7 separate regions of the Mus musculus genome follow, and all the other regions are linked to region 1. The links are chromatin loops, found by intact Hi-C in ENCODE. Cell type or tissue: heart. All regions are shown on one strand. Each heading gives the region's core, and the rest is flanking DNA. Links, peaks and the distances in the headings are about the cores only. Region 1 overlaps Gm19708 (a long non-coding RNA gene). Region 2 has its middle 5.3 kb from the start of Mir6380. Region 3 holds the start of Lamtor3 (late endosomal/lysosomal adaptor, MAPK and MTOR activator 3). Region 4 holds the start of Trmt10a (tRNA methyltransferase 10A). Region 5 overlaps Dapp1 (dual adaptor for phosphotyrosine and 3-phosphoinositides 1). Region 6 holds the start of H2az1 (H2A.Z variant histone 1). Region 7 overlaps 1110002E22Rik (RIKEN cDNA 1110002E22 gene).

Evidence for each region. A loop is a pair of places that touch in the nucleus more often than their neighbours do. Peaks named below come from ENCODE experiments on the same cell type or tissue, not always from the same donor. Only the 100,000 strongest peaks of a DNase experiment are listed, where the experiment ranks them.
Region 2: it touches region 1 in a loop (12-fold over the local background); 17 of 42 quality-filtered maps call a loop at or near these places.
Region 3: it touches region 1 in a loop (2.1-fold over the local background); 5 of 42 quality-filtered maps call a loop at or near these places.
Region 4: it touches region 1 in a loop (8-fold over the local background); 39 of 42 quality-filtered maps call a loop at or near these places.
Region 5: a loop joins it to region 1, with 2.2 times the contacts of the local background. A loop is called at or near these places in 11 of 42 quality-filtered maps.
Region 6: a loop joins it to region 1, with 8 times the contacts of the local background. A loop is called at or near these places in 12 of 42 quality-filtered maps.
Region 7: a loop joins it to region 1, with 2.4 times the contacts of the local background. A loop is called at or near these places in 8 of 42 quality-filtered maps.

What each region holds. Positions count from the first base shown.
Region 1 is chr3:137,990,307-137,994,672 of GRCm38, reverse strand. The region is part of intron 2 of Gm19708 (a long non-coding RNA gene); the gene reads right to left. Among named protein-coding and RNA genes, the nearest start is that of Dapp1, 11 kb to the right of the region's middle. In heart, for the core only: a CTCF peak has its summit at 2,103; a DNase peak (open chromatin) is centred at 3,322; H3K27ac peaks cover 1,568 bases.
Region 2 is chr3:137,776,115-137,780,480 of GRCm38, reverse strand. No RefSeq gene overlaps it. Among named protein-coding and RNA genes, the nearest start is that of Mir6380, 5.3 kb to the left of the region's middle. In heart, for the core only: a CTCF peak has its summit at 2,123 (motif pointing left); no DNase peak of the experiment used is centred there; H3K4me3 peaks cover 627 bases; H3K27ac peaks cover 515 bases; H3K27me3 peaks cover 611 bases.
Region 3 is chr3:137,915,939-137,920,304 of GRCm38, reverse strand. It overlaps Lamtor3 (late endosomal/lysosomal adaptor, MAPK and MTOR activator 3), which reads right to left and starts at 1,750. Exons shown (of 7, transcript NM_019920.2): 1 at 1,642-1,750; 2 at 1,387-1,432; 3 at 350-384. The coding sequence starts at 1,395. It also overlaps a transcript of Dnajb14 not described here. In heart, for the core only: a CTCF peak has its summit at 1,823 (motif pointing left); a DNase peak (open chromatin) is centred at 1,794; H3K4me3 peaks cover 2,419 bases; H3K27ac peaks cover 1,946 bases.
Region 4 is chr3:138,143,024-138,147,389 of GRCm38, reverse strand. Trmt10a (tRNA methyltransferase 10A) reads right to left here and starts at 3,942. Exons shown (of 8, transcript NM_175389.5): 1 at 3,794-3,942; 2 at 1-15. The coding sequence starts at 10. It also overlaps a transcript of Mttp not described here. In heart, for the core only: CTCF peaks have their summits at 2,286 (motif pointing right), 3,438 and 4,013 (motif pointing right); DNase peaks (open chromatin) are centred at 3,599 and 3,949; H3K4me3 peaks cover 1,809 bases; H3K27ac peaks cover 1,804 bases.
Region 5 is chr3:137,936,839-137,941,204 of GRCm38, reverse strand. Dapp1 (dual adaptor for phosphotyrosine and 3-phosphoinositides 1) reads left to right here. Exons shown (of 9, transcript NM_011932.3): 5 at 297-344; 6 at 2,006-2,068; 7 at 3,383-3,468. Among named protein-coding and RNA genes, the nearest start is that of Gm19708, 4.7 kb to the left of the region's middle. In heart, for the core only: a CTCF peak has its summit at 2,451; DNase peaks (open chromatin) are centred at 254 and 2,444; H3K4me3 peaks cover 639 bases; H3K27ac peaks cover 1,125 bases.
Region 6 is chr3:137,863,291-137,867,656 of GRCm38, reverse strand. It overlaps H2az1 (H2A.Z variant histone 1), which reads right to left and starts at 3,170. Exons shown (of 5, transcript NM_016750.3): 1 at 2,961-3,170; 2 at 2,447-2,524; 3 at 2,024-2,137; 4 at 1,517-1,646; 5 at 735-1,271. The coding sequence starts at 2,963. The coding sequence ends at 1,210. Gm43403 (predicted gene 43403) reads left to right here and starts at 3,331. Exons shown (of 2, transcript NR_169184.1): 1 at 3,331-3,692; 2 at 3,820-3,970. In heart, for the core only: a CTCF peak has its summit at 1,878; DNase peaks (open chromatin) are centred at 1,936, 2,436 and 3,276; H3K4me3 peaks cover 3,397 bases; H3K27ac peaks cover 2,854 bases.
Region 7 is chr3:138,062,253-138,066,618 of GRCm38, reverse strand. It overlaps 1110002E22Rik (RIKEN cDNA 1110002E22 gene), which reads right to left. Exons shown (of 3, transcript NM_001370862.1): 1 at 4,321-4,366; 2 at 1-1,598. The coding sequence starts at 1,567. All of the region lies in intron 1 of Gm5105 (predicted gene 5105), which reads left to right. Among named protein-coding and RNA genes, the nearest start is that of 1110002E22Rik, 2.2 kb to the right of the region's middle. In heart, for the core only: no CTCF peak of the experiment used is centred there; a DNase peak (open chromatin) is centred at 2,448; H3K4me3 peaks cover 1,584 bases; H3K27ac peaks cover 2,665 bases.

The sequences.
Region 1 (4,366 bases), core at 241-4,240:
CTTCCAAATGGAGACCCTGGCTCCAGTCCTCACCACAGACCCGTTCGATCAGAATTTATCAAACAGCACTCCTGATGAAGTGTACTTTAGACATTAAAGTTTAAGATGCTGTGAGCATACTTTAGGGTAGTTATCCACCTTTGGTTGGCATGTTGAAAAGATGGTGTATCTTTTGGACACATAAATGTGAGACTTTGCGAAACAACACACCCCTCCTCCTCCTTAGTGACTTTATTGGCCCCTGGGTCACATCAGTTTGTCCATCCCAGGAAAGTCAGTGTAGAGTTTGCTCCTGAGCTTTCTGGATCCAAGCCATCCATCTGCCAACACCGCATCCCCATGTTTGTATAGAGAAGCAGTGGGGGTTTCTCACAGTGACTTGCTGCTCTGCTGCCTGTCACTCCAGGTCTTCTGTTCTTAAGGGAGAAAGAAAGCTCCTCCCTCAGGTGGCAGGAGAGTCAATGATGCAGCAGAGACAATTCTCCAACTCCCCACAGCACAGGGGGACACACTCCCTCCCCTGACACCCAGAGCACAGCTGGTGAGGATGCTATCACGTAGAGCTCTTAGCATGTGCAAACGCTGGCCTCCCTCTCAGGGGAGACTCTGTCCCTTCAAATGAGCCCGTCAAGGCTGGAGAGCAGGGAAGGCCCCTGAGCAGGTTGTGGAATAGTGAGCACAGCAACCTGCTCACCGCAATGAGCTGTGAGGGTGTTGGCGAAATTCAGCCTAGAACCTACCACTGGATGGTAAGGCTTCTTCTACAAACGTAGAAGCTATGCTCGAACCATATAAACTGGCTGCCCTGTCGTAAAGCAAACTGTTGGTGAAAATCTGGTCCCTCAACACTTTCGCTAGAAGGCTGCGATGAGGGTGGGGGAGCCTGGGGCAGATAAAGTGGAAAGGAGAATCACCTACATTTCTGTGGCAGTGAGAAGTTGGGAAAGCGTTAACCATGAGAGGGCAAGCCTTCAGAGTCCAAGGTAATCTCTCTGGTGTGCTGTGGTGTTACCAGATTTGCCAAACCACATGGAGTAGGGGAACCTGGAATTATTGCTATTGTGAATTATTAAAGGAAACATTACTTAGGAATGACACTGCTAAGCAGAACCGGGCTGTCTCCTTCCAAGATATAGAAATCTCACTGGACAGTAAGGTAGACTAGGTCACTAGGACCAGGAATCTACCTAACCTGAGCCCAGAGGACACGGGTCTTCTTCACCTTTGAGATCAACTCCCCAGAGGCCTCTTCATCATTCCCTGGAATCAGCTCCCAAACCTCTCTCCTCTTCTCGTGTCTCATACTGGTTTGCATAGCTGTAACTGCTGAATCTGGACCAAGTTCGAGATCCCACTCCATGGGACATCTAGGCCCCAGGTCATGAGTGTGAACTAGCTACCTCTGTAGCCACAGAAGCCTTGCTGATGGAAAGAGTGTGGGTGCTTCCATGGGACCCACTGGGCCCTGCTGCCTGCCTTCCTCTTGCATACGCTGCAGTCAGGATGCACAGAGACAAGGGACCTCACAATATTTAATGGACTTAAAGTGGGCATGGCCTCCAGATTCTCCCAGCATCCCTCAGTCCCTACCTGGCATACTATACCCTCTACCCTGAACTTTCAAGCCCAGAGGCTGGACTGCTCTTCTCCCAGAGGCTCTTCCCTATATAATCCAGACATTTTGGTGTCTACACACACACACACACACACACACACACACACACACACACACACACTTACACTGGAGGTCCTAGTCTTAGGGGTGGTGGGGACCTTTTTTGTTTAGAAGCATTGATGGACACAGCCATAAAGTGGCTTAGGTCCTAGGGCACTTTGACTTGACACAAACTCGCAGTATAAATCACTTGTCTAGGAACTACAAATCCATCACCATGCCGTTTTGATCTGCAGATTCTGGCATGGGCTTTGCTGATGGTACTCAAACTCTGCAGAACATGAGACTCACTTGGGGTTGCTCTTAAACATAATGAACCAGTACCCCGGTGGGGGATTTTCAGGCTAGTGACCGACCACCTGTGAGAGTCAAAACTCTAGCCCTTGGCTTTTATGTTCAGTGTAGGGCTCTACACGGCCCCCTGTGGGTGGCTGTTGTGAAGCGCACACTTCCTGTTTCTCTGCAGCCTTTAGATCTCTGGTTCCTTTCGGGGCTTTTGTTCCTCTAGGTCTCAGGCATTGATTCCACCATCTCATCTGTGCCCTCCTCTCTTCCCTGTTATCTTTACAATACTTTTTCTGCAAACATCTTCTAGTTCTTCTTAATTCTTCTCTTTGTTCCAGTTCCACCTTCCTGTATCCAAATAAATTTTCCCTGCAGGGAACTATTGTAAACTGTTTCCGTTGTAATTCTGAGAGCCCTATGGTTGGATTTTCTTCTCCTTCTTCTCCTTCTCCTTCTTCTCCTTCTCCTTCTCCTTCTCATTATTATTATTATTATTATTATTATTAGGCAGGATTTTTACCTCAGTAGTTCTATAGATACATTCAGGTCTTATTTTAAATGAAAAAAAGAAAATCTATATTTTACTAAATAGGCTAGGATTTAAAAAACAAAACGAACAAAGAAACAAAAATAAAACTAAGCGCTAAAAGCGTAGCGTGTTTGAGGCAGGGCAGAGGGACTTGGGGGCGTTTCAGGAATAAAATGGAAGCTTTCTATTCTAATCTCTTTTCGTTCATTTAAATCTTTTTGGTAGCGATCTCAGTGTTAGAAGTTGGGGATGTAGTGCAGTTGGTAAACTATTACTCCTCTAGCATGGAGCCGAAGTTTGCATGAACTGGGTGTGGCAACAGAGGCTGGAAACCCTTTGAGGACCAGGAGTTCTCTGCTACCTATGGAGTTTGAAGACAGCTGGGAAACCTAAGGCCCTTTCCTGACAATAACAAACCAGGCCTTTCTAGCACTGGGGAGGCAGAGGCAGGCGGATCTCTGAGTTCGAGTCCAGCCTGGTCTACAGAGTGAGTTCCGGGACAGCCTGAGCTACACAGTGGAAACCCTGTCTCGAAAACCAAAAACAAACCCTCCAAAGCATTTAATGTAAAGTAGAACTAAGAATTAAACCATGCAGAGCTTGACAAGACAGGTTAGACATTACACCGGAATCGTTTTAAACGTGTAGTTTAGTATCTTCCATGAATGTAAGAGAAAATCATTAGAATCAACCATTTTAAAGAAAATGTAAACGGGAGGGTGAAGCAATGGGAGAGCTAAACACATAAAACAATCGCAGCCCCAATACAGTATGACTGCCACCTAGTGGTGAGATATCCTCAGCACAGGGGTCCTGCTTGAGTCCGTGAGGGAGACTGGGTACCTGGTCCACGAACTAAGGCCACCCACCGCTGGGTGGCGAGAGGAGTTCTATTCTCTACAGTGCCAACTCATAGCTTCCAGGGTTACTGTAAGAAATACGTTATTTGTTGATCCAATTTCAAGGAAAGTCGTTCAAGGACCTTTAGCACATCCAAAAGCATGTTGCTAAAGTCTGACTTTACCACTGACTTAATTGTAGCTCAGAAAATATTTTGTAATTTTAAAAACAGCACCAGAGCTGGGTTTTGAATCCCTGGAGTCCGTAAGGAAAGAACAGTGGTCTAAGGCAACGTGTCAAGCCCTTCGTAAGCCTGGCAGACCTAAGCCACAGTGTCTCCCTGTTCCCAAGCTTCTCGGCCCAACCTGTCACACAGCAAAACTGAAGCCATGCCTTCCACGATGCTCCCCAGAAGTTCTAAGTCCCCTCCCACTCATTTCTCTCTTTGTTAACTGTTATTCGTATGATGCTTTAATATAGTTACATCATTTTTCCCCCTTCCTTTTCTTCCCGCCACCTCTTTCCAGGTGCCCACACCTTGCTTTGTTTCGAATTCATAGCTTCTTTAATTGTGTGTGCATCTGTGTGTGTGTGTGTGTGTATATGCCTGTGTGAGTTCTTAAATACAACTGCTAAGTCTGTATAATGTTACTTGTATGTATGTTTTCAGGGCTGCACCAATAGGTTATCCGATACCCAACGATCATTTGGGTATCGGATACCTATTGGTGTGCCCTTCCGTAAGAAAGACTATTTGTCCTGCTTTCAGCATTCCTTCCTTGCCTGTATTCTTTGTCTGAGGTTGGTACCTCAAAAGCAACATATTAGCATATCTGTTGGTACCACCCTTGTTCAGGTCCTGTCTAGGCAGCCATGTTGGTGAGACTTTATGGGGCAGCTTCTCTGACATTTCTAGGAGACAATCTCACAGCAAACTTCCTGCTCCTCTTCTCATACGCTCTTCCCACCCACTTTCCTCCTGTGATCCCTGAGCCTTAGGGGCAGGAGTTGTGCTGTAGGTAGATGTATCTATTGGG
Region 2 (4,366 bases), core at 154-4,153, 210 kb after region 1:
ACAGGTGCGTCGTGTGCTCTCAGGAGCGACTCTCTCCACTTGTCTACCGAATGCAGTTCTGTTAGGTACCCAGACAGCTGGGTGTGGTGACCGGAGTTTGGTCCCACCCCTGGAAAGGATTGGGCAGGAGGATTCTGCATTCCAAAGCAGCCAAGGCTACTATACTAGATCGGAACATATACGGGAATAAAACAGAGCCCCGCGGAAGTTTAGGTGAAAGGGTTTAGAGATGCTAAGTGAGCAATCATGCAAATGAGCGGCTTCAAAGATCCTTCCTGGGATAAGGGAACAGCTGGGGTCTAAAGAAAGCCCGGCTAGGGAGCCCTGATGGCTATTAGGTCTAAGGGTGGATGGAGTTGGCTTTCATCCTCGAAGGGCGAGATAACAGAAACGTCCCCTCCTGCCCCAGAAGAAGGGCTCACTTTGGCTGGGTGCTACACTTGGGCGGGAAGACCTCGTGTGAGGTCTCTTGCAGTCTCAAGTCTAAAAGGACCCTAGGAACTTAGGGAACCTTTGGAGCTTTATTGTAAAAGTGGTTGGAAGCAGGCAGGGATTTTTGTCTGAGTGAGATTGCTGGCTGCAGACTGTAGAATTCATTCCAAGTGGCTTGTTTGTTTGTTTGTTTTGAAGCATGCAATATGATCATTTCTTCAAGTAAAATGTTTCATAATTTGTGCTGTCCGAATGACATCTAAGCTTTCTGTCTTAGGTTATTAAGTAGCTTACTGTACCCGAGTTAGCACCCAGTTTGCTTCTGGTGAGGGGGAGTTCTGCGTAGTCTGTGTGGAGAAATGGAGGCGCAAGTGGCCATGTGAAAAGGGGTGCTGTCTAAACTTTGAAGAAATTAATTAAGCTTGATTGTGTGTGTGTGTGTGTGTGTGTTTATGCGTGCGCGTGAGACTTGATGGTATCCTAGCTTCCCCTGTGGACTACAGGAATGGCTTCTGATCCTAGATGGGGCTGTGTCCCATCCTCTTCTGTAGGTTTGTTGGCCAATTGCACACGTAGGTGACAAAGACTCCCCCAGCTATGAATATACATGCTCCCATCTAAGTCAGAGCAAGCCTCTCTTTCCACCTCCCATCTCTCTACCTTTAAATACTTGAATAGTGCTGCTTTGGAGATTAAAGGGCAAACTGCAGGGTTCTCTTCTACAAGGCAGAGCCTGGGAATCAAACTCAGTTTGTCAGCCTTGGTGACAAGTGCCTTTACCTTCTGAGCCATGCACCCATATCTTAAACTATTGCTGCTTTTCTAGATCTCCTCCCCTTTTAAAATAATTGGCTTTGAGACAGGATCCAGCTTATCTTAAATTTAATATATAGCTGAAGATGGCTATGAGTTTTCAAACTTCTCATTTTCTTGCCACCACTTGGAATTGCATGTCTGCTACCACCTGGGATTACAGGTGCGTGCCAACCTTGCTTGGTTTATGCAGTGCTGGGGGTTGAACTCAGGGCTTTGTACATGTTAGACAAGTAGTCTACAGTGGACCTATATCCCCAGTCTGCCTTTGGTTTTTGAGATAGAGACTTCATCTAGCCCAGGCTGGCTTCTGAGTCCTGGGACTATTGCAAGCCCGTCTTTGATTCATACTTCCCTCTGGCCGTGTTCTTCTCTTCCCACCACATTTTGCTGTACTGGCCGAGGGCCTTTCATGCGTCTTCACTTCAAATCAAGCCAGTAAATAGCTCTCAGTGATGGGCAGTGCGATTCCACATGCATGCACCCTTACACAGTATAGCAGATAAGTGTTAGGAGGAAAAGTATTTCCACACTCAGTTCAGAAATTACTTTTAATCAGAGAACTCCATAATTTAGGGTTTTGCATTCTGCCTGTCGTTTCCAAAATTCAGTCCAGGGATGCGGCTTGCTGGGTAGAATGGTTGCCCAGCGTTCACAAAACCCTCTCTGGGTTTAGAACCCAGGACTAAGCTGGTGGCACGATGGTGCATGCCTGCAATCTCAGCTCTCAGTGGCAGAAGCCAGAGGATCTGAGTTCGAGGTCGACCTCTGACATGCAGGCCATTCCAAGCCAGTCTGGTGCAAATGAGACGATCTCAAATCAACAAAGTTAACAGAATACCTGGCTAACCTTCATCTCTTACCTTGTACTGCCATCCTGTGGCCATTTTATTTTCTAGCCTAAAAAGAAAGGAAACCCTGTTTTCTATTTCCATCACACACAATAGCCCCGGGTTGTCACTAAACACAGGACTACATATATACTGTACTAAACACAGTACACAGATATCGCGGTACTACCAACATGTCCCGCCACATGGAGTGGAGTCCACCATGCCATTTATGTTCTGAGTGAGACAGGCTTTCCCAGGACTCTGCTCTTCAGGCTCCCCTCCTCTCTACCTTGGAATCTCTTGGCGGCTTCTGCAGGACTTCTCTGTACTAGCGTCGGCGACATCTTGGTTCTCTCTTGGGTGCTCAGAAATACTTTCTGCTGGAAGCCTGGGTTTGTCTTTCTTTTGTACGTTGTCCCGTTGGCCTATCTTCTGAACTTCTGCTAAACCCCAGAGCTCTCTTAGTGACTTGACAAGACAGGCAGGGTGCCTGGAAAAGAATGTGCTCAGGCATATCCTGGCTGTGACCACACATGGTTTAGCTTCTCTAGAGAAATGACTGCACAGAAGGTTAAATGTAAGGTAGCCAATGGTTTTCTGCTGGTTCTGGGATTCCTTGCACAGAGCTTGTCTCCTCTGTGACTAGGAGGCAGTCAGTGGGCACATTCCAGGAGAGCAATCTTTGTTCTTGTTTTTGGTATCCAAGACCTCTAGGGTTTAAGGTCCAGTCCTGGAAAATAATAACAGTGATAGTGGTTACTATCTGCAGAGTCCTGGTATGTCTCTGTCCTATCTAACATTACTCACAATTTCTTTTCTTTTCTTTTCTTTTCTTTTCTTTTCTTTTCTTTTCTTTTCTTTTCTTTTCTTTTCTTTCATCTTCTCTTTCTTTCTTTCTTTCTTTCTTTCTTTCTTTCTTTCTTTCTTTCTTCCTTTCTTTCTTTTGACAAGGTTTCTCTGTATAGCCTGGCTGTCCTGGAACTCACTTTGTAGACCAGGCTGGCCTTGAACTCAGAAATCCGCCTGCCTCTGCCTCCTGAGAGCTTAAAGTCGTGTGCTACCACGCCCAGCTTTTTTTTTTTTTTTTTTACAATTTCAAGACCATGAGGTGAGAATATGATTGTTTTTGTTTTACAAGTAATGAAAGTTCTTAGTCACAGAGTAATGATCCTTCTTGTCTAAGGTGGCTCAGCCTGGAATTGGGTTGCTGAAAATGACTTCGCATCCCTGATATCCTTGAATGAACTTCAGTCTGTGTCTCAGTATAAGCCTTTCCTTATAGCCCAGTATCTTTGAACTTCTCAGCCTAGGGTGTTCCTTCTAGGACGAGAAGGGACTGAAGAGTCAGTGCCCATTGTTTATAGATCCTCAGTGTACTATCTTCGTACGCAATATCCATGCTCCAATAAACACCAGTGTTCATTCTGAAAGGTAATTGCAAGCATTAACAACTTCCAGTGTTCCAGCATTATCTCTAGGATAACTTGCAGCTCTGAACAATGCTTTAGAAAGACCTCCCTAGCAGCGTGCTCGGGAGCCATTCCTGTTCCATTAATGCCAATGACTGCATTTGCTCTGAGCACTGTAAGCGACTCTGCTGCAGACTTCAAGACTGCTGCAAAGATGCATTTTTGACACTGACGACTTTGATGGCAGCCCAGCTCTAGCATCAACATTAACAAGGAGATTTATTTACTTTTATTTTTGGCTGTGCATATCTATGTGTACCTCACATACCTGGCACCTGGGAAGGCCAGAAGAGAGCATTGAATCCCCTGTAACTGGAGTTACAGCCAGTTGTGAGCCATCACGTATGTACTGAGAACAGGACAAGGTCCTTTGCAAGAGGAGCAAATGCTCTTAACCACTGAGCCATCTCTCCAGGTTTCATCAGTTTGATCTTAAAGAAAACCTTTGACACGGTGAGGCCAATTTCCCCCAAATACTTATATATCGTAGCTATCGTATTCCTTCTTAGACAAACTGCCACACACACATTCTTTTCTTATGTGTGATGTAGCTTACTTCATAGTGCTGAAGCAATTCTTCCCGTGCATAATAAAATAACAGCCTTGGATTACACATCTGTGTGATGCATGATTTTAACCACACAATAATGATTAATACTCTGGCATGTTTAGTACCTACTGAACATGTTTTCCAGTGCTTTCCATGCCTGCCTCATTGAATCTTCATAGCCCTTTAAGAGTTTACCATAATTGTCAGCAAAGATAGCACATACTACAAGGGGTGCATGGGAAGTAACGAAAGGAGCACGGAGAGGTAAA
Region 3 (4,366 bases), core at 243-4,242, 74 kb after region 1:
AACCTTCTTTTCTTAAATTTACTTAAGAACTTTAAAAGATAAGCTAATAAACAACTACGGTAGTGTGTTTTTAAAAAAAAAAAAAATTGAAAGTGGCAGGAAATCTAAGTTCTAGTCCCCAGCATCTCTCCCCGTAGAACCACACAGAAGTCATCCAACAGCTCGGCTTCGAGCTATCTGGAAACTCAAGCCATCTCTTAGGATACCTGGGGTTAGTTTTATATTTAAATGTGGTAAATAATTACCATGAAATTTATAAAAATACTAATTTTAAAAGGAGAAACAAAATACTTTGTAAGATTAACACGTTGCACAGAATTTATTCAGCAACAAATCAATAATTTCTTACCTTGGCAACTTTTTGTACAGGAATCGCTTTAGATCCTGAAAGAGAATAATTTTTAAAAGACCATTATTACCTTGTGCTGTTCTAGCCCTGTCCCTATCCCTAAAGGACATGAACTCACCACTTGTCACTGGCATTTCATCTCTGACGTGTATAACTTGGGAGAAGTTAGTTAACCTTTTTCTAGGCCTCAGTTTCATTATATGCTTCGTTACATGTCTACAGGGATAATCACAGACCCTACAACCTAAGAACGCTGTCAAAGGTTAGTAAGGGCTATGTCAGTGTACTTGGAATTGGGACACACAAATACAGATTTGCTGTAAAATGAGGTCACGTGCTTCCTAATATTTTACATCCGGATGCTACCGTATTCACTTGAGAATCCTCTATAAATCTCTTCCCATGTCCGGGCATCCAGATTGCCCATGAATTTTTTTTTTTAAATGATCCTAATTCCGATAAACTATTCTAACATTCAGCTTCTTGGCAAAGATACTGACAATTATGACCTCCACTCTAAATGTGTGCTGTTTTGAACCTCTATCTCCCAAACTGAATGAGTGTCCTTTCCCACGTTACCACCACAAACTTACTTTTGCTCTCGTCTTAAACAGACACATAGAAACGGAACATAGCTTGTTAAGGGGGCACGCGTTAGCCATCCTTTTAGACTCCCAACACTGCCTACTGAGACACCAAGAGCATTATTTACTGGGAGAGGATTCAGAGCACTGTCCTATGAACAGGTACTGACTGGAAGGGCGGCCAGTCATCCTTCAGAATTTCCAGTGCCACCCACACAGAGTTCTTGTATGCTCCAATAGGATTAGGAGGTGGAAGAATATATAGTTCTCTGAGGCTAAAGCACCTTAGTGGCCCATCACAACCGGTCCTGACAGAAGCTCAGGCCCCTGCAAGTCCTTACTACAAATCCAGGAAGAGAGGCGAGGCTGAAACACATTTCTACCTTTCTCCTCTCAGAAGCCGTATGCAAACCTCCCACCTCCCCTTTTTCTTGGGAAGGGGTGTCAACTTACATCCGCCATGATGAACCCCTTTTCCTCGCAGAATCGATCTCCACTCCTGGAAGGAAAACTTCCGTGACTTCCCCCGCACCCGAGGCTTAGTCACCCTCTCCAGACCCAGACAGCATCACGAGATCCACCCTCTCCAGGGCCAAGCGAGAGCCCTGGATCTCCGTCAAGGGAGTGGGGAGGTTCCCGGGGACCCTGCCCGGTGGCCAGCCCACCTCTCCCCACCCACTCTGTCCCCGAGCTGAGAGGAGCGGCGACCTCTGCAGACGCACGCGCGCTCCAGCCTGGGAAGACCTGCCCCGGTGTTCCCGCAGTTCAGTCGCCTCTCTGAAGCCGCCTGTCAAGTCGCTGTCACATTACTCGTGACCTCCGCGGGATCCAGGAAGCACTTGCTGCACCCTCCAGTACCGGGACTCGGAACTTCCGGGGAGACCCGGGCGGAAATTGCGCGCGCGGCCGCCCCGCCCCCTGGAGGCTTTTTTTTTTTTTCCTGCGCCTGCGCGCTGCGCCACGAGCAGCTGGGTTGGCATCTGCGGTCCTTGCACCTTAATTTCCATCCAACTCACCTACAACGGAAGATGATCCTGTGCGGAGTATGTGTACACCTTTCCCAGACCCATTATGTAAATCTTTATGAATGAAGACGTTTGAGGAGAACAAACTGAGCAGCCTACTTATTAGAAGTCCCAGGTCCTTGGATAACCTAATTTACAAGCCAGTTTCCTAACGGTGCTGCTACCACATGTTCTCTTGGGTTTTTACCTAGAAGTGCAGGAGCCATGGGCCTATGGGCTCGTTTGCTAAGTCCGTTTTGAACACGCATGCACTGGGCTGCCTGCTTTGGCTCTTGGGCCTGCATTTGTTGTATCTTCTTAAAATAAAATAAAAACTGCCTATATTTTTTGTTGGTGTTTGTACATTCAAGAAAGCCCACTGTAAGGGCAAGGCAAGAAAGCTTAGCAAAAGGGAGGCTTCTCCATTTGCTTTGGCCCGGTGTTTCTCATTACTGACGCGTTGATAACTCTTTTGTGGTAGAGGGCAGCCATGTAATCCGCTTAGGAGACTCTGGTAGAAACCCTGAGGACAAACGAAAATCACCTGGGATCTAAATACTCCCCAGTGGCTGCCTGAGCTGGGGGGAGTGGGGGGAGGGCGGGGAGGGGGAATGGAAGCTGATGGCTTTTGCTGCAGATGTTAACAGTCGTGTACCGTTAAAGAAAACGGTAAGCTCTCTAGGAGCACCTACTTTGGAATTCTTTTACTAAATCGCCACTCAAGTTTCTTTTCATTTCCACAAAGTTTTAATACTTTTATTCTTTGAGAATTTCATACAATGCATTTTGATCATATTTACCCCTGACTCTTCTGCTCTAACTCCCCTTAGGTTCACCCCCATGTCTGTACCCTTCAAACTGTGTCCTCCCCCCCCGCCCCCATAACCTATCAAGTCCAGTTTGGGCTGATCATCTCCGGGGCCTGTGGGACTAGCCAATGGAGCATGGCCAACCTACCAGAGATCACCCTTAAAGAACACTGACACCTCTCTCAGAAGCCATCAATTGCCCATAGCACTTCAGTGTAGGTAGGCTCACCAACCATCCCCACTGCATGCTAGAATGTTGGCTGGCTTGATCTCCGGCAGGCCCGCTCAGCTGTGTGAGCCAGCGTGTTTGTGATAGCATTGGTTGGCCCACTGTGCATGAAGTTGTTCTTTAGTGTCTCAGCCCCCCTTTTGTTCATCCTTTGGGTTTTAGTTTAAGTTTAGTTTCTCAGTGAAATCTTCCTTGACCTTTCCAGAATAGTAGAGGTACTCGAGATAAATGTTAATATATAGATAAATGTTAATAAATAAATATTAATAGATAAATGTTAAAGATAGATAGGCGTTAATAGATAAATGGGTAATTTGTGATCTTCTTACATTTACCAAAATTAAAACATTCATTTCCTGGACAATAATGTTTTCTTCATTAAATTTACACTTAGAGCATTGTCTTAATCCATGAATAATTCCCAGCTCCTAGCTCATTACCTGTGACACAGCAGGGATTCATACATTTATTGAATGAATGGATGAGTGAATGAATAAAAGAATGAGCATATCAAGAGGATCCTATGCTGGGCATGGTGGGGCAGGCCTTTCTTTAATTCCAGCACTTGGGAGGCAGAGGCAGGCAGATCTCAGTAAGCTGGAGGCTAGCCTGGTCTACATAGTGAGTCCAGGATAGTGAGATCTATATAGTGAGACTCTGTCTCAAAAGAAGAAGAAGGAAGAAGGAAGAAGAAAGGAGGAGGAGGAGGAGGTAGAGAAGGAGAGGGAAAAAAAGAAAAAAGGATAAAATATAATGAAGACAAGCCTTTTATGGTGAGAACACCCCCTCTTTTTATTCATATGTTGAGATAAATTACAGAGACTGAAAGACAAAAATTTGTAAATCATTCATTAGAACATTCGTTAGAAATCAAAAGCAGCTTTAAGAATTCTCATATGAAACCTTATATAAGTCTGATATAACATTACATTTTTACAAATCAGACCTTTCATTTTTAAACCTAATTCTGAGGTCTTGAATGCACGAGGGAGCTCTCCTTCACCAGCAGCACTTCATTCTAAGTACACAGGCTTCCATGAACACCTCACCAGACCTGAAAACCCATATCACACCGTGGAAATTACCTGCAGCTTAAAAACAAACAAACAAACAAACAAACAAAAAACACCCTAAAACTTTAAATGGAAAGTCTCACATAGCAATCCAAAGACCAGAAGTAAAGCAAATATGAAGCACTTTTTAATGCAAATAAATTACAGACACCAATTGTTTCTGTCTTACTGTAGACACCCATGTCACAAACAATTCATTCGGAAGGTACTGATGAAAGCGCTACAGTGTCACTCAAAAGTGCCTTCCTATGTTACAGTACTGCATAACCATACAGAGAAACCAGCGAGACTTGCCAGCACTTGTATCAGGTGTTCGTC
Region 4 (4,366 bases), core at 106-4,105, 150 kb before region 1:
ACATATTCATTGTCTCTGAAAAATTTGAAAAGCAAAAATTTTTTTACACGAACTGGCAACTTACAAAGTAAAATTACCCAAATGGCCAAATGGCCAATAGAGATCACTACATGCTAAGCACTATCATTGATAAAAATGCACATTAGATAGTTAGATTTCATTTATTGGCAAAGATCTTTAACTCTCACTTGACATGAATTAAATACCATTCATTGACTGTCCTGGAAGGACTGAAGAAATAGAGTGTTTACATATACTATAGACGGTCTTCATGTTCTTTCCAGCGTGCAAATGTTTTGAGAGTTATAAAAGCACCAACACTAGTTAGCTTCCGCTGTCAAGGTGACATCGACCAAGACCAGAGTTATGTGAGAAAGGCTCAATTGGGGATTGGGGGGTGGGTAACAACACTGGCTCTGCCCAGATGGCCTGTGGCCATGTCTGTGAGGAGGAGCTGTCCTTATTAGTGTGGGCAGTGCCATCCCTAGGCTGGTGGTCCTGGTCACTAAGCATGAGCGATGGAGCAAGCGGAAAGGCAGACGCCATGGTCTCTGCTTTGCCCTGACTGCCCTCAGTGATGAACTGTGGTCTAGAAGCATCAGCCAGATACCATTCCTTTAACTTGCTTTTGGCCATGGTGTTTTATCACAGCCTCAGAGAACTGAACTACTGTAGATACTTTCTTACCTAGCAATGGTTTCTTAGAATAAATTCCTGTAAGCGAGTCAGAAATGTACAGTAAAGGCTGCATCATAATTTATTCATCCTAACATTTTTAACTGTAAAAAGTGAGAACTTATTTGAGTGTCAGCATAGAGAGTAAACCAATGGTTCTTCTATAATATAGGTTAGTTACTCATGCTAAGCAGCCAGGAAAAATGGTATTTCCAAAATTACTTACTGATGAGAGGTAACAGTTACATTTTAAATCTGAGAGACAATGCAAATACTAATATTCCTTTTATATTATTTATTAAAGCACATATTCACACATACCTTCCACTTCTGTTCATGGGTATCTGGATTTTCTAACTTGAATGATACAAGTTTTCTTTCTCTCTCTAATAAATGTCACTATATATCTGTAAATGCTTTAGCTATGGCTATAAACAAAATATAAAAATTGATTCTGTAATCAGTCCGCAAAATTCTTAGCATTGACCGAAATCAATCTTCATTTAAATCCAACCACACACATTTTTATCCATAACAGCTAGAACTCAACTTGCTGACTGGGGGAAGGCGAACTACACTGAAATATCTTTTCTCTTTAATATGTTCTTAATAACAAGGCTTACAAGTGTTTGCCTACTTGTCCCTGCCTCAGACAAAGCATAATCTGCTAAATAGCATGTGGCCTTAAGAAACATTCTGAGATTCTTCATTCTTACAGAGCTAGCTAGTTAATCTAAGCAAACAAACGATAATCTAAGCCAAAACAAAAACAAACAACAACACAATTACTCTTCGAGATGTAATAATGAGGACAACACTTTTGCAGAACTTAAACAATAGCTTTACTCTATGCTTCTCGATTTCTTTGAAAGTGCAGTGTCACGTTACTTGAAACTCAGTTGACTTATTCCAAACTGAGAGGATAACTGAGTAGATAAGGGATTTCATAGGAGTCTAAAAGAAAATGAAGAGAGTAATTTCAAAGTTACTAACTCCTCTGGTCTCTAGTACTAAATTCCTATGAAAAAAAGCATCTCAAACAAATCTAGCAGAGAGAATATACTGATTAAAGGGATGAAATTGTGTATTATTACTCAAACCCAGATCCAACACCAAAACTTCCCAGTAACCTAAAACCCTGAGGATGGGGGAATTCTGAAGGGAGAGTGCTACTGCACACTGTTGACAGATGGCTCTAAAGGCATTAAATAAAACTCAAAAATGTATATGCCCAAAGGCATGAATAGTGGAAAAAACAAGACTCAGTAATGCAAACTTAAAAGCAAAATTGAAATTAACAGGAAAACATTTTATGAAACATATTTTCAAGAGAGCACAGCTCTGAAACTTGAAACTCAGTTGACTTATTCCAAACCGAGAGGATAACTTGAGTAGATATGGGATTTCATAGAATTCTAAAAGAAAACGAAGAGAGTAATTTCAAAGTTACTAACTCCTCTGGTCTCTAGTACTAAATTCCTATGAAACAAAGCAATATTTATCCGTGGCAATACTTTTCAGTAGTTTCTCTATGTTCAAAATTTTGAAGTGTTGAGCTGCCTTAACTGTGAGAATTACAAAAGCCGTGTTTTACAGCTCTCTGACACCAGGGGGAGCCTTTGTCTTTCACATCTAAAATGTCTCCAGTTAAATTTAACTTGACCTATCACAGAATAGTAACATCTTTGAGCAGCCTATCGTGAGCTTGTCCTAACATTAATGTGTTTTATCAATTCTTGAAACACTGTACTGGGTGTTTCCTAAGCTTTGATTAAATAAGCCAGACTACTGAACAACACATGAAATATGTTTCATTTTATAAAATACATGAATGCAGATAAAATACTAGCTGGCTGTCTTGTTTTGTCTAGACTTCACCAAGATAGCTTCCGCTCCGACTGTCTACTAAGTAATAGAGTAAGAATTTGATGCATTATGTAAAACACGGCACTTTTGAACACACGGCTTTAGTTTGGGTCACGAGGTGAATCTCTATGGCAGCGAGTCTGAGGCTTCTCCCAGACCAGCAGTGATGCTTAAAGCACATTTTAATCCACTAATCCAAGTCTAACAAGTATTTAAGAACATTTTACAGAAAGATAAAACAACTCTGAGACTTTACTTTAGCATATCTTAAAAAGAAAAAACCTGGATGGTTAATTCTTGGATATAAGTTATCAGACAGGATTACAAAACTCAAAACTGAGTAATACTGACAAAGACTATCTGGTGTGGGGAAGAGCATACGTCACTTAATGCCAAAGACAAAAACCCGGCTGTTATCAAATCGACTAAAACGGCCCTCGTAGTCTTTAAGCTTTCTTTTCGGTAACTCTAAAATCAATACATGCCTACTTCAGGGTATTTTTATGTTATTTTATTTTTTTTTATTTTTAAACGCGTTGGTCTGTACCGCAGTAGCAATAGCCCTTTGTTCAGTTGTCAAAGTCCCTTTGGCTTGAGTTCTGGCTTGGGAGGGAATCTCAGGAGAGCTTTTTTTTTTTTTTTTTTTTAAATGAGTAATTTTACATCTCCGGACACGCAACCACATTTTAAACACAAAATATTTCAGTGGCAACCGGTAACGCGTCCATCTTAACCTCATCCTCAGCTGACCACGAGGCCGAGCCGCCTGGGCAGCAACTGCCCCTCGGCGCCCTTACATGCGACGGCCTGACCCAGGGAAGGAAAAAGAGGAAAAGAAGGGAAAACGGCTCGCCTGCCCTCTAGGCGCAACGCAGCGTTGCGACAAGCTACCCTGAGACTCCACATGGCTCCTTTCTGCCACACTTCCGGTAGGGACTCTCCTAAACAACAGAAACCCGGAGCGCACACCGCGGCGACAACCGGGCGCGCGCACGCCCCGAGCGGGGCCCTGCGCCCGCGAACGAACCGCAGCTGACCAATCACGACTCTGGAAGACGGCACGTGAGTGGCGAGGGGCGTGGAAAACGCACACCTGACGCCACTTCCTCCGCAAACCGGCAACTACTTCCCAGGCCCTCACCCTCTACTCCGGAAGCCTTGGTTGCAGCGGAGGCTAGGGTAGCTCACGCTCCTTTGGCATCCGAAAGGATACCAACGGGCAGGGGCACGACAGCCGCAGTGCCATATTTACCGTGCCGCGGGGCCGGTGGGGAACGCCGGGGTGCGGTTAGAAAGCCTTTCTGAAGTGTTCTCGGCTCCACGCGGTCGTCCTCCTTCAGAAACTTCAACTCCCAGAGGCAGAGGCGGTGGTTGCGCGCCCGGTTACGGCACTTACGGCTTACGTCATCGGACTGCGCTAACTCCAAACCGGAGAAAGAGGAGGAGCCTGTAGGGGGCGGGGTCTGGGCCTGGGTTTTGCGGGAATGGTTAGTGGCTACCGCGAGGCGTTTTTCCCGGTCAAGCGTTGCATTTCTACCCACAGGCCTGTGTAAGCTCGGGTCTCGAGGCGAAGATCGCCCCACTGAAAGAAATTGAAATGCGAAACAGACGAAATGCTCTTATTTTTTTCTGCGTTGAGAGGATGATCTAGTATTGCCCAACGTACTTCTAATTTATGTAAGAAAGTTACCAATGGTCTTTCATAAGTGAAAAAATTGTAAACTGAAATTTTTAATAGAAATTCATCGAACTTAGGAATTTTAAAGTTTTCTTTTTATGTCCTTAGTAAAACATAATACTTTACAGTCCATCCTTTGAGGTTTTG
Region 5 (4,366 bases), core at 169-4,168, 53 kb after region 1:
GTAATCAAGAGCCTTTCCATCAGTGCCTGTGGATATGGACTATGTCGGATGATCCAGTCTGCAAAGTGTCTCCCGTGGCACCGGGGAGAGTTGCAAGACCTGGAGAGGGTCAGTTAAAGATCAGTGGCAGACATGTTCTTCATAGAGCAGGACAGGGCAAGCCTGCAGCTTAATGTAAAGTGCTTGCCTGGAGTAACGTCCCCCCACACCCCAGTACTGGGAGATAAGAAGGGATAGAAGCACAAGGCCAAACATGTGACAATTCTGGGCTTCATTCCAGACCTTTTCTTTTACAGCTGGGCACCAAAGAAGGCTATCTCACCAAGCAGGGAGGCCTGGTAAAGGTAAGGGAGTGGGGTTCGTAATGTTGTCAGATTTTTTTTTAAAGGAAAATTATAAACTTATTTTGAGCCACTTATATTACCTGAGAAATGACTTGGCTGTTCTCTGACGAAGCCCGATGTGAGTGATCTGCAGTTCATACTAAAAAGGAAGCACTGTGCAGTGTGTTCCGTGGAGGGGCCAATTTTCTTCCTTCTTCTTCTTCTTCTTCTTCTTCTTCTTCTTCTTCTTCTTCTTCTTCTTCTTCTTCTTCTTCTTCTTCTTCTTCTTCTTCTTCTTCTCCTTCTTCTTCTCCTTCTTCTTCTCCTTCTTCTTCTCCTTCTTCTTCTCCTTCTTCTTCTCCTTCTTCTTCTCCTTCTTCTTCTCCTTCTTCTTCTCCTTCTTCTCCTTCTTCTTCTCCTTCTTCTTCTTCGATTTATTTACTCATCTTATGTATATGAGTACACTGTAGCTATCTTTAGACAGACCAGAAGAGGGCATTGGACCGCATTACAGATGGTTGTGAGCCACCACGTGGTTGCTGGGACTTGAACTCAGGACCTACTGGAAGAGCAGCCAGTGCTCTTAACCACTGAGCCACCTCTCCAGCCCTCTGTTTACTGAAAGGTAGGCCAAACACATAACTGGTGCTTAAGAAAAATGACATTATAAAATACCAAAGTAAACACAGTCTACAAATCCAGGGCCCCTGCCTGCTCCCTGCCTGCAATTGTGCCTTTAAAGCTCTCTTTAATTTTCACATGTCATAGCCATGGTCATGCAGTGTTTTAGCTCCTGTCAGAGTCAGAGTCCTGCCCTCTCTCCTGTAAACCAGGCTGCTTGAGTCTAATCTAGTCGTGCAGCTATCTCTGTCCTTACTAGACTGGATGCTCACTGAAGATGGGAGACATTCATTTTTTGTAGCCTGTTTATTGATTCATTTCCTATCCAGAGAGGGTCTCCTTCACAGCCCAGGCTGACCTCAAGCATACAGTCTTACTTCTCAACATCCAGTGTGAGGATTAAAGGCATAAACAACTATGCCCGTTGAATGTTTATTCTGCAATCTTCTATTGTCTCTTTTAACTGGATGCTCTGCCAGCTGAGACAGATCAGGGCATTATTAAGACATAGGAAGGAAACAGCAGCAACAGTTTCTGCTGTTGAGTCCAGAGAAGAGTCAGAGTGTCATGTGATTAAAGGATTCTAAACTTCAACTGTATCCGCTTTAAAGTAATAATAATAAATAATAATAGATGACATTACTTTATATGCAATGGGTAAATATGCATTATATATAAATGAAGTTTCAAGAGTATACACCAAATATACATAAATTTCTGGGGTGGTGACATAGCTCACAGAAGGGTCTCAAAGTTGATAGCAATTTTTATTATAGCATTAATAAAACAGAAACTTAAATGGCTTGTTATAAATCACCTTGAATATTTAAAACACCTGGTTCTATTCATTTAAATAAACTCGTGGTATTTCTATTGTGATCTTGGAACATAGATTCATCTTATTTTTTTATAAGTATTTTGAAACTTTCCTCAAAAAAAAAAAAATACCCCCAAATATTTTAGGCTTATTTCATCTAATCCTTTATATACTTTTAAAATGAAAATAAACCATCAAGTTTAGATATTACATTCTTGTATTCAAACAAATTTTCTCCCCTTAGACCTGGAAAACAAGATGGTTTACTTTGCAAAGGAACGAACTGAAATATTTCAAAGACCAGATGGTGAGAAAGACATGCGTACCCTCCCCTCCCCCACTCTCCCCTCTTCTCTCACCCTCACCCCATCCCCACTCCCGCCGCTGCTTAGGTGTTGGTTCCGTGAGGTTCTAGACATCCTCTGAAACAAGAGTCTAGAGACCCAATTATGAGGGGGCGGGGCACACTGGCCACAGAGTTTGTTCGGAGATCAGAGACAACCTATGGAGTTGCATCTCTCCTTTCAATAAGCAGTTCATGGGAATCAAACTCGGATTATCAGGCTTGATTTGACCACAAACATCTTTACCCACTGAGCCATGTTGCCAGCCCAGGATCGGGGCTCTTGATCCTGATCTATTCTGACTCTGCTAAAATGAGGGCTCCCTCCAGAGGCTGCTGATTGGTCAGTGCAGCTGTCGCTCTCCGCAGTATTTGGCTCCCTCTGCTTGGGACAAAGGAATTCTTCCTTTGCCTTCTTGCCTAGGAGGCAATTTCCCCTTGCCTTAAATGCATATCCAGGGCTGGAGAGATGGCTCACTGGTTAAGAGCACTGACTGCTCTTCCAGAGTTCAATTCCCAGAAACCACATGGTGGCTCCCAACCATCTATAATGGGATCTCATGCCCTCTTCTGGTGTGTCTGAAGACAGCTACAGTGTACTCATATAAAAATAAATTTAAAACATCTTTAAAAAAAAATCTCCGTTCTCATTAAAATAAATAAATAAATAAATAAATAAACAAAAGTATGTCCAGTGCCCAGGTTCGTTTTATCATGCCAACTTAAAATGATTTACTTTTTCTTTATACAAGAGTTCAGCAATAGTAGAAGTTTCTAAAAGATGGGAGAAAATATGACTCCTTCCTTAAAAATCTACATCGATCTGATGTAAATTGACAAAAGGGGCATCCATCTTTTTTTTTTTTTACAAAAAATAAAATTATTTTATTTTTAAATAATGTGCATGAACATGTGCCTGTGTGGTAGTATGTACCCATGAGTATTGGTACCAGGTCAGAGGCATTGAACCGGTTGGTGCTAAAGTTACAGGCAGTTTTAAATTGCCTGGTATGGGTGCCGGGAATCGAACACTGATCCTCTGGGAGAGCAGATCACCCTCTTAACCACTGAGCCATCTGTATGGCCCAGCAATGTCTTCCCAGTGCTTAATCCATGAAAAGCTAGATCCCAAACCCCAGCGTGTGTCTCCCCTGTGTCAGGCTTTGCCATCATCTGTTATCTTAATGAAACTGACCGTTGCTCGCAGCAGAAACCTTGCTAAGGGATGGACACGCGCATTTGTTTATTTATGTGACATCATTTCGTTTTGTTTTTCAGTCACCAGAACCAATTCGGATCCTAGACCTAACAGAGTGCTCAGCTGTTCAATTTGATTACTCACAGGAACGAGTAAACTGTTTCTGGTACGATATATTCATAAAGGAAATGTTTCTAAAAGTCTTTTAAGCCAAGGAATCAAAAGCTATCTATCTTCACGTGTACACATCTGGATGGAGGGACAGGGACCTAACCTCACACGACGGTGTGGCATGCTAGGAGTGCCTCCAGTTACACAGGCCACAATACCTCCTCTAAAGTGGCTTCAACAAAGAGGCAGGCTGTCTAGGTTCAGGCTGTGCACTGCGCAACAAGGACACACTCACTCACTCACTCACTCACTCACTCACTCATTCATTCATTCATTCACATCATAAGCAACTTTACTGCTTTGAGATTTTCCTCTCAATTTTAATTATCATTTCACTGACTCTGGTGATAGATGGATCTGTCTTGTTTCGGCCCCATGTGACCCTAGCAGCAGAGGAAATGTTTTGCTGTGCTACGATCAGTATATCGGGATATCCCTATATATATTTCTGGGATGGTGTCCTGACAAAAACAGGTGTGTCTTCATTTCCACCACCTTTTGTTTGAAAGTTTGTCAACCGTATGCAGACTGAAAGATGTAAGCTATTCTCCCTCTAACTCAGCTCACTCAGACCTTGCCAGATTTTAGGACTGCTTTCAGCCATCACTTCTTTTCCTAAGCCCCAAAGCCGGCTAGAAGAAAGCTGCAAGGATACAGTATCTTGATTGTGGAAGTCCTAAGAATAAAGATATTAGCTATAGAACTGTAGTTTCATTGTTACACAGAGAAAGTGAGCAACTTTCGGCAGCAATGAACAACAGACAGCTTGTTAATGCCTGTCTATGATCTAACCCAGGTTTGATTTTCTTTAAGTAACAACTTGAGAAGCAGGTGGACTGAGACAAGGTGCCAGCAAGGGCGTGGTGTCTACCCTTCTCTTGACTCTTCCCAGC
Region 6 (4,366 bases), core at 268-4,267, 130 kb after region 1:
CCGTGGGTTGGCGGAGCGCGGACGCCCCGGCCCCTAGGCTCCGGTGTGGCCCGGAGCCCGCCTTCCGCGCCACCGGGGTGGGGACAGGGACCCTCACGACCAGATCCACAAGGATCAGAGGCCAGGCCTCCTGGCCCTTAGGTCTTGGGAAGCCCTGGGCCTCCGTTAGGGAGTGATTGCCGCATGGATTCGTCCTACAGGCGCTTCCTGCTTTGGATCGGAAGCCCTGGAACCCCCAACCCCCGCAGTTCCCCAGCCCTTCTCAGCGGCACATCTGACCCACCTGCCACCTGGCAGGTACAATGCAGCTCTTTGGGTTAAAGCAGCTGTAAGGCAGGAAGTTCTTTCATCCACATAGGCTGCTTAAGCACCTCCTATTCTGTTTGATTTGCTCCAGGAATTAGGATACATGTCTTAAGGCTCAGGGAGGGGAAAGGGGTCAATGTATAATAATGGAACATGCTTGGCATGAATCAAGATGTGACTAGCATTTCACACCTGTGTCTGGTCACTAAAAGCAAATTATATCCGAAGTTCATTCGGTGGAGGTACTTTCGTTGTACCCTGAGGGTCTCTGTACTTGTGTCCCACCTTAGGATACAGGCCCTTTCACATTAGTTAACTGTCAATTGGGGGGGGGGGGGACGCCAAAAGCAGTTACCTCCAGCTTCTTCCCAAGTTTTAAGACCCTAAGAGGTCATATGATACAAAGAAACAACAAAAGTACCACGGGGTTATGACTACAGATGCACTGTTTAATTAGTAAGCAGAGAATGTACTTGTTGCTGAGTGAGATCTAAGGTAAGTCCCGATTATTAAGCAAGTTTAAAGCTAGTTTGGGATATGACCTTTATTGAGCTTATCCACCAGAGTGGAAACAATGTCTGTACAAAACCAAATGCTTGTTACTATAACTTCTGCATCACAATTAAAATCCAAACAGTTTTTTAAAAACAGTCAACTCAATCAAAACCCACTACTTCAGAATCAATAGCTTCTTTGAAGCCACAGTAACACTTAAATATGGTTAAGACTCGAATGCAGAAATTTGGTTGGTTGGAAGGCTAATTAAGCCTCCAACTTGCTCAAATAGAATTACAAAAAGGCAAAATTGTGTTTTTCACAGAGATACAGTCCACTGGAATCACCAACACTGGACAGCTGTTAGGAATATTTAGAGTCCTGAGATAATAAGGAATCCAGGCATCCTTAAACAGTCTTCTGTTGTCCTTTCTTCCCGATCAGCGATTTGTGGATGTGTGGGATGACACCTAGGAGAGGGACACAGATTAAGTCTACCTTCTGGATAAACATTTAAAAAAACAATACATGAACTCAAAGCAGGTAAAATTCATATACAAAGTGAAAACTTGAGGGATGAACAATGATCTTAGCAAAAACTAAGTGGAAAGCCAAACCCCATGAAAGCACCCTGTACTGAAATCTCTTCTAGAAACAATGGGAGTGTAGGAATTTTCTTCTTAAATAGAATGTTAGGAGTTTAGGGATGACATACCACCACCAGCAATGGTAGCTTTGATCAGAGAATCCAATTCTTCATCTCCACGTATAGCAAGCTGCAAGTGACGAGGGGTGATACGCTTTACCTTTAAGTCTTTTGACGCATTTCCTGCCAACTCAAGTACCTAAAAGGCAAAAAATAAATAAAAATCTGATGATCAATATTCCAACTTACTTTCAATCAAGATCTTTGAACCTCAATGGTGTTATTTACCAACTGTTGTCATTCCCTACTACCTGAATGATAAAATTATGCAGAATTATGCAAAAAAAAAAAAAAAACCACCCAAAAAACCCCGAAGGGGCACGCAATTGCATTTGCAGGAGCAGCACACTCTGGCCCAGCAGCCTCCTCGGCTGAACGCGAGCTCCCTCTAGCGCTCCCTCGGTCTGCGCGCCGCTCTTAGGGCCTGCGAGTTTTCTTGCATCACTTTCCTCCTCTCTCGCCACTTTCCCCCGCCCCCCCAGAGCTTTTCCAGATCACAGGCGTACTCCCGCTTACCTCTGCGGTGAGGTACTCCAGGATGGCTGCGCTGTACACAGCGGCGGTCGCGCCCACACGTCCGTGGCTGGTTGTCCTAGATTTCAGGTGTCGATGAATACGGCCCACAGGGAACTTGATTTTTATGCACACAAACAAACGAACAAACAAGAAAAAAAATGCACAAAGATAGGAAATTCGTTAAGATAAGATGTGCGCGCCAAAGCCAAGGACGGTGGTGGTGCACCAACGCGCCCCGCCAGTTAACACACATGTGATCCGACGCCCCCCCTCCCCAAACCCCAGTATTCACTGTCTCCGCAGGGCCAAGTCGCGACACATCACTCATGCTAAGATGGAACACCCATGGAGGGTGCAGACAAACAAGCAAGGGGGGTGCAAACATAAAGGCCCGGTCACCCGACTGCGGCAGTTGCTACCCACCTGCAAGCCGGCTCGCTGCGAGCGGGAAACCGCCTTTGTCTTGGCCTTTCCGGAGTCCTTTCCAGCCTTACCGCCAGCCTGCGGCGCCGCCGACGCCCGCGAGCCCGGGAGGGACGGAGAAGATAGAATTACCAAGGCGGCGCGCCCCTCCCCCACCACAGCGCGTCCTGGAGGCGAGCGAGCGCGCGCTCGGCCGCCCGCCGCCCGCCCCGCCGGGGACCCCGGGCCGCCGCTCGCCCCCCGCCCGCCCTTCTCCCCCGCCGACCCCTGCCGCGAGCCCGCCGCGGCTGCGCGCCCCCGCGCCGGCTCCCAGCCGCGCCGTGCGCGCCCCCCCAACCGTCGCCTCCCGCCTGGAGCTCCGGGGCTCCGAAAACACCTCCCCTCCGCTCGTCCCGACCCCGTCCCCGCACGCTCCCACTCGCCGCCGCCGCCGCCTCTCCCAGCCCCGGGGACGGCGGCCCCGCCCGCTCGGAGCCTGCAGCCCGCGGCCGCCCGCCGTCACTCTTCACGTTACCATCTCGGACCGTGCTGAAGCTCCGACGAGCGAGGAAGAGACGAGGCCAGGCGGACGCTCAGCGAGATCCCAGCGCCCACTCCTCCGTCGGACCGCGATTCAAACTGCGCCGTCTCCCGCCTTCCTCGCGCCCTTTATACTGCAGAATGTTCCCTCATCCGGGAACTCGGCCGGTTCGGCCCACCAATGGTTGCCTCCCGCCCTCGGGACGCGTCCTTGAGGCTCCAGCCAATGGGAGAACGCACAGCGGAGTGGCGGGGCGGGCGCTCGGGAGCTCGAGCGATGATTGGCGCGTGGGGGATGAGTTAGGGGGGGAGGAGATGCGGCGGGACGAGGACCGGGAGAAGAAGGGGCGCCGCGGCGGGAGGGCAGCAACAGAGCGCTGCGCCACCGAGCGAGTGGACGGTGGTGTCACGTGCCTGGAGGGAGGAGCTGGAAGGCTGGGGAGGAGCGCGCGCTGGCGTCCTCCCCGCTGCAGCCTCCCCCCCTCCACTCCCCCGCGGTGCTCCGGAGACCACGTGAGCTTCCCTCCCGGTCTAGCCTGGCCCCCTCGCTGACAACCGGCGCCTCTCGGTTGCCCTCTGGCCTGGCCTTTCGTGTCCGCAGATCTCGGTTTCCTTCAGAGTCCTGCCTTCTGACAGGTGGCTCGAAGGCGTCCGGCAAGAAGAGCTCAGCTCGGCCTCTACTTGGTGAACCACTTCCCTGATAAAAGTGTCACCTACCCCACCCCCGGTAGTTTTTTCATCTTCCTCCACTTCTGTCCTCACCTCTTGTTACCCCTCACCCCCCTCATCCTGTCTCATAACAACAGTGGAGCCAAGTTACCGTGGGGATAACAAGTAATTTTGTCTACACACAGGAAGCTTGGGATGAAGCGGTTTTTTATAATGAAGTCACCGGCCATATTTTTGCGAAGACTTCGCATCAATGGGATGCACCTATAGCCTAGTGTCTAAAGTTGATTTGTTGAAACATTAAAGCTATTATGTGTCAGCTTTCCTACACTAAAACATTTTGCCACATGACAAATGTTGGTAAATGTCAGTGGGGTAACTGTAACATGATTCACAAGCAGTTACAGATGGTTCATGTAATCAGTTACAAATGCTGGGCTTAAAAAAAAAAATAGACTTGTACACACGGTACTGTCCTGATGCCAGCCACTTAGACGTGCAGTTAGTAGATCTACAGCACCTGCATTTATCACTCGCTGCTTGGAGACCATAATTATCTGAGTCTTGCGAATTTCGCATTTATATTAATACGTAGCACTTTTCAATTAAACATGATTGTGTGGCCATGTGGGTGGGCGCGGGTGCTCACCTCATTACTATAGTTGTGGAAATCGGATGACAACTTGAGTGAGTGCTCTCTTTCCAGGGTTCCAGAGATAAACTCAGGTATCA
Region 7 (4,366 bases), core at 214-4,213, 72 kb before region 1:
TGCTAGGCTCATTTATAGCCCGGGAAGTTGGCTTGATTGACAGGAGGATCTGGCTTGCTGCACTCCCACAGCTGCTTGCAGCAGTGGCCGATGCCCCTAAGGCTGCCTCCCGGAGCTCCAGCAAAGGCTCAGGTGGAGTGGCAGTGCCAGGTCCAGTGGGTGGAGGGACAGTGTCACTGTCAGAGGGGCCACTGCCCACTTCCGTGCTGCTGGTGTCACGGCCGCTGCTGCCTGCCCCCGGTCGAGCCAGGTCGCTGCTGATGGGGCTGGGAGTCCGAGTGGTGTTGGTGCTTGGTGTGGTGCTGACGTAACAGCTATTGTCATCATCTTCTTCTGTGGTGATGTCTCCTGGGGTCTCATCACTGCCACCAAAGGAAGCGTAGTCCACGAATGAATAGATCACGTTGTTGTCCTCGAAGTCCCAGCGAGAAGCCAGCCCCACGTCGAAATCCATACCCTGCTCTACCTCAGTCAGCTGGATCTCATGGGTGGTGATGTAGTGTGCATCCTCGTTTCTCAGGGGACCCCTCTTGCTGTGGGACTTAGCAATAATGTCCTTGCAGGACGCTATTCCATCATCGACCCCTCCTCTTTTGTCCTCCCCCGCTCCTGCCCGGTCTCCTGCTTCTTCTCTGTGTTGTCGGCAGCTCGTTTCGGGATCACTCTCAAAGCCTAAGGATGAAGAGGAGGTGGCCAGGACCCCCAGTAACTTGGTGGGATCGTCCATTTTGGAAAGGCCATTGTCTTCTGCACTGTCCACCAGGGAGGAGGAGGAGGAGGAGGAAGACGAGAAGTCGTTCTCACAAGCCTGGGAGGGGAGGCACTGGGAGGAAGCAGGACTCTCCCCCGGAGCTGGAGCCTCAGGGGCATGGCCGCTGGGTTCATCCTGGGCTTTTGTCTTTGGACTCCTGGAGGCCTGCTGTTCTGGTGGCAGTTTCAGGGTCTGGGGACTCTCCCTTCGGAGTCCAGCTGAAGCACACGTCTCCACATACTTGGCTTCAGGCAGGGTAGAGGCTGACGGCTCAGGTAGTGGCCGCAGCTGCTGCCTGGGCTCCGGGCTGTCTTGTGGTCGGCTCACCGGGTCCTCCGCAGGCGTCAGGCTGGTCTGTGAGTTCATGTCAGACGTACCGCCTTCCATTCTGAGCCCTTGTCCAGGTTTCAGAGACAAGATGAGGCAGTGGTGAGCGCTGGGGCTGTCCTGGGTCCCCCTCTGGTCCCGGAGGGGCCACAGAGTGGCCTGAAACAGGTTCCCACGTGCTTGGGCTGGCCCCAAGGCTGTAGGTACCACTGCCACAGTTGCCACCACCGCCCAGTTCTTCAGCCCCTGTGGTGGGGCCTCGGCAAGCCAGAGGGAGGTGGGAGGGCTCCCAAAAGAGGCAGCAGAGGTGGTCTGTAGCCAGGGGGCTGCGGCTCTGGCCGCGATTGTGGCCAGTGTCCTGCTGCTGAGCTGTCCAGTCCAGTTGCTTGTCTGACAGCGTCGGTGGGTGGGGGTCTGAATGCCATTAGCCAGCGACGAAGCAGCATCTGTAGGTCGGACAGGGGTCTGCCAGAAATGAACGGAAAGCATGTGCTGTCCCTTGTACAGCTTTGTCGCTCTCCTGGATGGGGAGATAGAGGGTCACGTCATTCCAGAAATATTTTTAGTGTCCATTCCCTAGTCATATCGAAACTACACTTGAGGGTAAAAAGAAGAGATGCGGAGAGGAGGCGGGGTGGGGGAGGAATGTGGCTTCTGATTCAAATCAGCCAAATGTTCATTGTAATCTGTTTTAGAGGCGTCTAGCAAGCGCACAATTACCCTTCGCTGGCTGCCATCTTTCCCCAGCCTCTGATTAAATGAATTTTCTCTCCTTGTTCAAAATTCAAATTTTTTCACGGTACTTCAAATCCATTAAGGAAACTCCAGAAATATTTCAAGTCCCACTTGTGCATATGGTAATTTTATAGTTGCCTCATTTGCATTGTCTTTCCCTCTTTGGAGAGCAAAATCAGATGAGGGATGGTCATAGAAGCTTTCACAGGACAAGAATATTTCGTCATCCTTCCCTTTGGCCAGACTTATACTCTGTGAAACATAACCTATTTGTTTCAAATTGGGAAAACAAAAAACAAACAAAAAAAACAGAAAACAAACAAACAAAAAAAAAAACCCAACAACAACAACAAAAAAACCAAACCTCTTCTAAAATCCTTGCTGTGTTTACTCAAAGCTTAAAGGGGGAATTTCCCGAGACCTAAAAGCTCCTTAAATAAATTTAAGCTACAGGCATTCTGAAGGAATACAGAAAGACAATATGGACAATACTTCAAATCCCTACAGTGACTACTCAAGCTCAAAACCGTTCCTAAACTTGTAAACGCACTACAAGACAATAAGTCATGTTAAATATAGCCTTAGCTACAGCTCAGCGATTGGGTTCCCCTGGCTGCACGCCAGCTCTGCAGGGCAGAGAGTCAAAACGCAGGAAAGAACAAGGAATATGCTTACCCTCCCTGAGTACAGTGCGGCTTGGAGGGAGGTTCAGAGAGGAAATGTGAGCCTCTGGCATGCCCCTGAAAATACGGCCAAAATCCCAGTTCACCCGCTCTGAGATAGATTCATTCCAAACAAGTCAAGATCTGGACAGGCAGATTTGCCAAGGCAACAGAGGGGTCAGTGCTAGCAACCTTTGGGGCGATTCCCCGGGCATGGTCCATGGAAAACCACGACTAGGTTTTGGTGAGACCTGGCCCTCATCATCTGCCAGGCCCAAGTCCACCTCTATACATAGTCTGTGTGTCACCTATGCCGATTGGATAAAGCCCTATTTTAAACATCCACATTTGTGGAAAGGAAAATAACACCGCCAACCATCCCCTTTTGACATGAATGCCATCCCCACGCTGAAAAGGGTTCCTTCCTCTGAGTAGGCATGTGCGTAAGTGAGAAGTAGTCACCCCTGACAACTGCAGCGTCTACCTTCTCTCCCTGTAGGCATCCCAACCCCACCATTCTCCCTAGGACAAGCCCTCTGCCCTCTCTACTGCCACTAAAACGTGCCCAGAAGAGACTGAAAACATCTGGAATAAAGCAATGGTTATTAAGCCATAACTCAGGGTCATGGGAAAGAAAAAGAAATACCTTCCAAATCTTAGTTTCTTAATTAGTAAGTACAACTAACTAGGAACATTTTTAACATTTACGCACATATTAATGATTGAATTCTGGTAAGAACCACATGAATTAAGTACAATTACTATACTGATTTTATAGACGGGGAACCTGAGACACAGAGGTAGGGCATGATTCAAACCTAGGCAGTCCAGCTGGAGACCTTTACGGTTACGATAGGCAATCAAGGTGGGTCCCCACAGTCAAGGTGGGTCCCCACAAAACCATTCAGAGTTGTTACCCCGTCAACTATCAAATCTGCATGACCACAAATAATCTATGTAACTGGTTGAGGTTTGTTTGTTTGTTTTTATTTCAGATATTCAACCCGAGAACACTTTATGGACTTGGGGGGCTAAGGAACACGATTCTGTTAATAAAATGGATTAAATATAGTCCCCTTCTCTCAGGCAAGCAGACTTTTGAGCTCGCCATTTTTACTTTTCTTTGAGGCTGACCATGCCTTGGGCAGTAAGAAAGCCCTGGAGATAGTCCAAGACAGTGTGAGACACATGTGCTTCCTGGCTAATCAAGAGGCGAGAGTTTCTGTATAGTCCAAGGAAGAATCACTCTAGCGCTGTCATATGGCCCTGTCTGTCATCGCAACACAACAGATTTTTTTTCTTGAGTTTCTTCCTGTGGTTAGCAAAATATAAAACTGAAAGTTCTGACACACAGGGTATATGGTAATGTTCTCTCTCTCTCTCTCCCTCTCTCTCTCTCTCTCTCTCCCTCTTCCCCTTCTTCTTTCTTCCTTTCCTTTCCTTTCCTTTCCTTTTCTTGCTTGCTTTCTCCCTGTCTTCCTTCCTTTCTTCCTTCCTTCCTTCCTTCCTTCCTTTCTCTCTCTCTCTCTCTCTCCCTCTCTCTTCCTTCCTTCCTTCCTTCCTTTCTTTCTTTCTTTCTTTCTTTCTTTCTTTCTTCCTTTCTTTCTGTGTTTTCAAGGCTGGCCTCGAACTCAGATATCCACCTGCCTCGGCCTCCCCCAGTGCTAGGATTAAAGGTCCCAGACTACAACTGGTCACCATAATTTCTTAATACCCAAAGTTCCGCAAAACCTCCTGAGGTCTCCCCTCTCTGAGAACCCAGCCCTGGCCAAGCTCCCCACCTCCCCCCAACCCCCTCCCCCACAATCAGACACAGCCTGGTTCGGTTCTAACGTGGGTTCTTACCTTCAGAATAGGTGTGTGGCTCCTTCAAGGATTTCCAGCTAAACAA